Regions from separate parts of the Homo sapiens genome. Here region 2 is linked to region 1. A link is a contact called in ENCODE Hi-C data. All regions are on one chromosome and are shown on one strand. The core of a region is the stretch at or near the end of the contact, and the rest is flanking DNA. Distances in the headings are between cores, read along the strand shown.

Evidence for each region. A loop is a pair of places that touch in the nucleus more often than their neighbours do. Pooled maps may share reads with other maps.
Region 2: a map with no recorded cell type shows a loop between it and region 1 (2.2-fold over the local background). The contact joins the promoter of DEFB112 here to the enhancer-like site in region 1. A Hi-C loop is called at or near these places in 1 of 37 single-sample maps with no recorded cell type and 2 of 50 pooled maps.

Annotation. Positions count from the first base shown.
Region 1 is chr6:49,539,269-49,542,180 of GRCh38, forward strand. No RefSeq gene overlaps it. Among named protein-coding and RNA genes, the nearest start is that of C6orf141, 9.9 kb to the right of the region's middle. Within about 2 kb of position 1,488, at least 3 of the 41 ENCODE cell types and tissues checked have a DNase peak (open chromatin) inside an H3K27ac peak, as active enhancers do.
Region 2 is chr6:50,048,448-50,051,359 of GRCh38, forward strand. It overlaps DEFB112 (defensin beta 112), which reads right to left and starts at 1,482. Exons shown (of 2, transcript NM_001369057.2): 1 at 1,365-1,482. The coding sequence starts at 1,422.

The DNA of each region.
Region 1 (2,912 bases), core at 238-2,737:
GAGAAGGTAAGTATCCTGCCCATGATTACGCAACTAGCATGTAGCAGAGGTAGGAATTGCATCTAGGGAGTTTGGCTCTACCATTCACTATTGAATTCTGCACTACACCACATTAGGAAGTAAGGAAGGGATTCTGCTGTGGTTTCAATGTGTCCCCCAGAAAGTATGTGTTGGAAATGTAATTCCCAATGCAACAGTGTTGGGCGGTGTGGCCTAAGAAGAGATGATCAGGCCATGAGGGCTCTGCCTTCATGAACGGATGAATATTCTTATTGAGGAAGTGGGTTTATTATTAAAGAGGAAGTTTGGCCCCCTGTACTCTCCTCTTTCTTGCCCTTCTACTTTTTCCTGTCAGCTGATGCAGCAAGAAGGCCCTTGCCAGATACTGGCCCCTCAGTCTTAGACTTTCCAGCCTCCAAACCATGAGCCAATAGATTTCTATTAATTGTATATTGCCTATTCTGTGCTGTTCTGTTGTGGCAGCACAAAATGGAAAAATGGATTAGGAAGGATTACATAAAAACTAAAATAAATAAATAAATAATAAAAATAAATAAATAAAAATGGAGGAGGAGGGGACAGTGAGAAATTACAGAGAAAGAGTAAAACAGATGTAAATCACAGCCAGAGGAAAAGATTGCTATCAGTATTTAACTGAGAGAGGGCTAATTCCATGGTTTTCTTAATAAAATTATAGTATAGAAAGTAAGAAAATAGCTGTGTTCAGTGGCTCATGCCTGCAATCCCAAAACTTTGGGAGACTGTGGTAGAAGGATTGCTTGAGGCCAGGACTTTGAGACCAGCCGGGACAATATAGGAACATTTTATCACTACAGCAAATTACCTGGGTGTCATGGCTCACACCTGTATTCCCAGCTACACAGGAGGCTGAGGCAGGAACACTTGAGCCTGCAAGGCCAAGGCTGCAGTGAGCATGACAGTGCCACTGCACTGCAGCCTGGGCAACAGAGTGAGACCCTGTCTTTTTTTTCATTTTTTTTCATTTTTTTTTTTTAAAAGGGACCGGGCACGGTGGCTCACGCCTGTAATCCCAGCACTTTGGGAGGCTGAGGTGGGTGGGACACAAGGTCAAGAGATCAAGACCATCCTGGCCAACATGGTGAAACTCCATCTCTACTAAAATACAAAAATTAGCTGGGCCTGGTGGCATGTGCCTATAGTCCCAGCTACTCAGGAGGCTGAGACAGGAGAACCGCTTGAACTCGGGAGGCGGAGGTTGCAGTGAGCCAAGATTGTGCCATTGCACTCCAGCCTGACAACAGAGCAAGACTCTGTCTCAAGAGAAAAAAAAAAAAAAGGAAAAAGGAAAAAGAAAGAAAACAAGCAAATAATACAAGTTTATCCTTAACAAAGAGGTAAAGAAAGAAGGAGGAGTAGAAGTAAGGAGCAGAATTGATTAATGACCAACTCAATGACCACAACTCAGCCTGCCTTGCCATTTTTCCCAAGCCTTGCCCTTGAGGGATGAATTATGAAGTATATATAAGATAATGAAGGATTATTACTAACAGTTTCTTTGACTTCATGGACATTCCAGATCAACTTGTTTGCAAACCTGCCAAACAACAGACAGTATTTTCCACCCACCCACTCTTTGCTTTGTTGATATAACATAGCACATTTGTATGTCTTCACATGGAGCTAAATATTTGGAAAATGAAGCCTCTGTGGATATAATATATTATTGAAGATTCCTCCAGTTGTTATAACCTAATTTGATCTTGTACATTGATTATGTAATAATATAATTGGAGGAAAAATTGCCTTGATCTTTTAAAAATTTTTAAATTATTATCTAATCCAGGTTTGATATTGATTGTGACCTTTTCTTTATAACTATAATGAGTGATTGTTTTATTTGAAATATTTAATATTAACTGATATTGAGTCAAAGATTAAATTCTGTCTATTGGAGAGGTAAACTTTTGTTTGTGCTCAAGATGGATATGGGCTAAAGTGGTTTTTTATTATCATCATTAAATGCTGACTCAGTTACTGGTGATGCAATTTCCTGTTTAGTAATTTGCTTATTCAAACTCAGTCAGAGAGCCTCATCTTAAATCTTGTTCTCTGACAGGAGAGAATGATGATGAATATACTTTAAAACTTTGGATAATGCAGGCAGCTGACACGGAATTACACTTTTAAAATCCCATTAAAGCAACAACTAATCAGAGTACTACATGAGTCATCCTTTGCAGTTATCTAGCTAACCTCATATTCTTTGTCTTTTAACCTGCAATTTCAAAATGTCTTGCCAGCATCATTTAGGAGTTGCCACATCTCTTTGGAATGAAAGTGCTTTTGAGAGAGAAAAAAGAGAGAGAGAGAGTCTCAGGGCCACATGCTAAGTAAACTTAAGCCTCTTTTATCTTTTCCCAGGAAAAAAGAAAGATATTAGTCACTCAAAATTTAAGCTGAAGAAACCTTTTTAAAACAGTTACTTCACTTTCCATTTAATCTCAGACCACTGGGGATATTTACAGTATTGCCGCTCTCCCTCTTTTCCTTTTTCCCCCTAAATTTGTAACTTCCAACATTTTCTCTTCTACCCAAAAATTACGAGTCTGATTCTCATTATCTAGCTTAAGTCCTTGACTTCTACATCTTTCCCTGAGGACCTCATCAAAAACTATGCTTTGGGTCCACAATTCTAAAGAACAATGAACTTTAAAAATTAAATTTTAAAATTTGTTTACAGGTTTTAGAGTTTACAAAGAGTTATCAGAAGAATTGTTTCAGCTGAACTCCATAATAACACTGGGAAGAAAGCAAGGCTGGTATTCTTTATACCTCAGAGATGAGAACATAGGGAGACTTGCCAAGGTAACGTGACCCGTTCAAGTCTCCTGACTCAGTCCAGAAAAATAGCCAGGTGTTTTTCTTTGCAT
Region 2 (2,912 bases), core at 232-2,731, 510 kb after region 1:
TAGAGAATATACTCAGAATATTTACTTCATTTCAGTCAAAAAGTATTGATTAAAATGTGCAAGACACAATTCTACTTATTTTGTTTTACCTGTGCTGATTTTCTCTGTCCCATGTCGGGCCTTTTCAAATATTGTGGAAGATGTATTTGTCTTTGAGTACATTTTTTCAAGTTTCAGTCTACATATGGTTGTCAATAATTTCATAAGAGTGCTAAGAGGTTGTTAAGAGCTCACTGTAAAGTGAAAAAATTACTTTAAAAGTAGGAGGAAAAATATTTTCAGAAATAAGGACACAAATGTAGTTGCCTCTATTTAATGGTCCTATATATTATAAAAGGTTTTACAAAATGATAAACATATAGTACATATGTTTAAAAATCCAGTTAAATGAATAAATGACTTGGCTATTAATAAGTTCACCTTGCATGGCTATTGTTAGGAAAAATAAATTAATACAGGCAAAAGGCTGAACAAATGCTAGCTATTAAAATCATTATTATGAAGAAAACCTATCAGTGTTTATTGAAATCTGTATAATTCTTTGTACCTCAGAAAAGTTCTAAATATAGAGAGAATTCTAATGAGCACACTTTAATTAATTTTTATAAAGAAGAAAAATTATTATCTGATTTAAATTAACTCCCTTGTTGGTTTACATTATTAACTGAAGTTCACCTCCTTGTCCCCTTTTGGTGAGAAATTATTAGCTAAAAAGCTATTTATGTTTAAATGTTAGGGCAGAATAACAGTAAAATAATGAGTTACTACAGATTTATTTTAAGGTTACCTCCTCTGATCTCAATACTGAAAGATATCTTGATAATCAGAGAAAGCAGCAAGATAAAGAAAAAGGAGAATTTAACTGGAAGTGAGCAGTAGACAAGTGCAGCTTGTCTCAATTGTTAATAAAATACAATCTGAAACTTTTAGCAAGACATTTTATCTGATTAACCTCTGCTATAAATATCACTGTGGGGATCAATGATTTCCAAGCATAATTCATAACTTTCCCAGTTTTTTCTAATCTATTAATAGATCAAATTCAGTTAAATTTGAGTGTTGAATAAATACACATTTCATGGATCTGTGAAATCAACGTAGCATTATTTTCTTCTAATCATTTACATATATGCATATATATGAATGTATATTTTCATGTAATTAAGGTGAATTACAGCCTTTTCTAGGATGCTGTGCTTGAAAAATTATTCAAATATTTTTACCTGAGAACTGTGAATAAATGTAATGTAACATGATGATGGTATTAATAAAATGTTTTATAATGTCAATTCTACTTTAAATAACCCAGCTCCCCGACTTTAATGCTGGCCCCTTGACCCCTCTAGCAATAATATTCATATTACCTGGTGGAATAAGGACTCCAAAGAAAAGCAAAATACAGAAAAAGAGAAGGATCTTCATTGTAAATGATTTCTTGGTATAAAACAGTGTACAGATCATCTGTCTGACTCAGCTGTTGTTGAAACAAGAAAAAAAAACCCTTACATTTAAAGAATTCTTCTGCATAGTTTTGACTACTGAAGCTTATTAAGAGTGAGAACATTTCTATGCTTGGTGCATAGTGCCATATTCAAAGAGATAGTGACTAGAAAAAGCTGCATTGTCACACAAAAGTTACATCTGCTGATTTCTCTTGCAGTCAGTTTCTTTAAGAAACTTTAACAGTTACAAGAATATGGGTATAAATTGCTAAGTGACCAAGATCCGAAATAGTCCTGCAGCAATTCACTTGATACCCCAGGAGTACTAGTTTTATATAATTCCATTCACTATTTTAATGGCCCCAGTATTAACAATGAATCTCAATGTAATAAGAAATCAAAACCACAGAACTTTAGACTGAAATTATCATACAGAATATTTAATTTTACATATAAAAATGTTGAGATCCAGATTTGTCAGGTAATTTTATAATCCATACCTTCTTTACTTAAATTATGTATGAACATAAATCATGACAGTATTCTGGTGTTTATGGATATTATCCTATCGAGCTTAGCTGTACCACAAAGAAAGGTCTGTCCCCTCAAGTAGGATTTGTGAATGTCAGTGCAAAAACATTCAATGTTATAAACCTAGAATGCATTTCTCTGTTTGTTTGTTGTTATTTTCTATGTAGTGAGAAGTTATTTCTGAGTTAATTTGTAAGTTTTCCAAAGTCGACTATAGCAGATATACGATAAAGAGTTGATATTGTTCCCCAGACCCCATAAGGAATAATGACCCATTGAATCTCTCTTACTATACTCATAAAGAGCACTAAGAATCTGGGTGTAAAGAAGCCCCAGTTAATATTAGTCATCCTTATTTTACATTTATGAGAATGTTATTTACAAAGGTGTTGCAACTGAAACATGTACAAATAATCAGAATTGTGGCAAGGCTTCCTGGGCAAAGTGATAAAGAGATATGATCAATAATTTTTCCCTTCTACAACCAAATTCTTCACTGATAAAATATGAATTAAAAGTAAAGGACTTGACTAGATGCAGTGACTCATGCCTGTAGTCTCAGCACTTTTGGGGGCCGAGACAGACAGAGCGCTTGAGCTCCAGAGTTCAAGACCAGTCTGGGCAACACGGTGAAACCCCATCTCTACAAAAATACAAATATTAGCCAGGAGTGGTGACACACGCCTGTAGTCTCAGCTACACTGGGATGCTGTGGTGGGCAGATCTCCTGAGCCCTGGGAGGTCGAGGCTGCAGTGAGCCATGATCATGCCGCTGTACTCCAGCCTGGGTGACAGAGTGAGACACTGTCTCAAAAAAAAAAGCTAAGAATTTATACTAAAAGCTAAGGACTTACTGGGGTTCACTGAATAGAGGATTTAACTATCATTTGACATAGTATAAGATTATTTAAACCCATCCCTATGTAAGATTAATTGAAC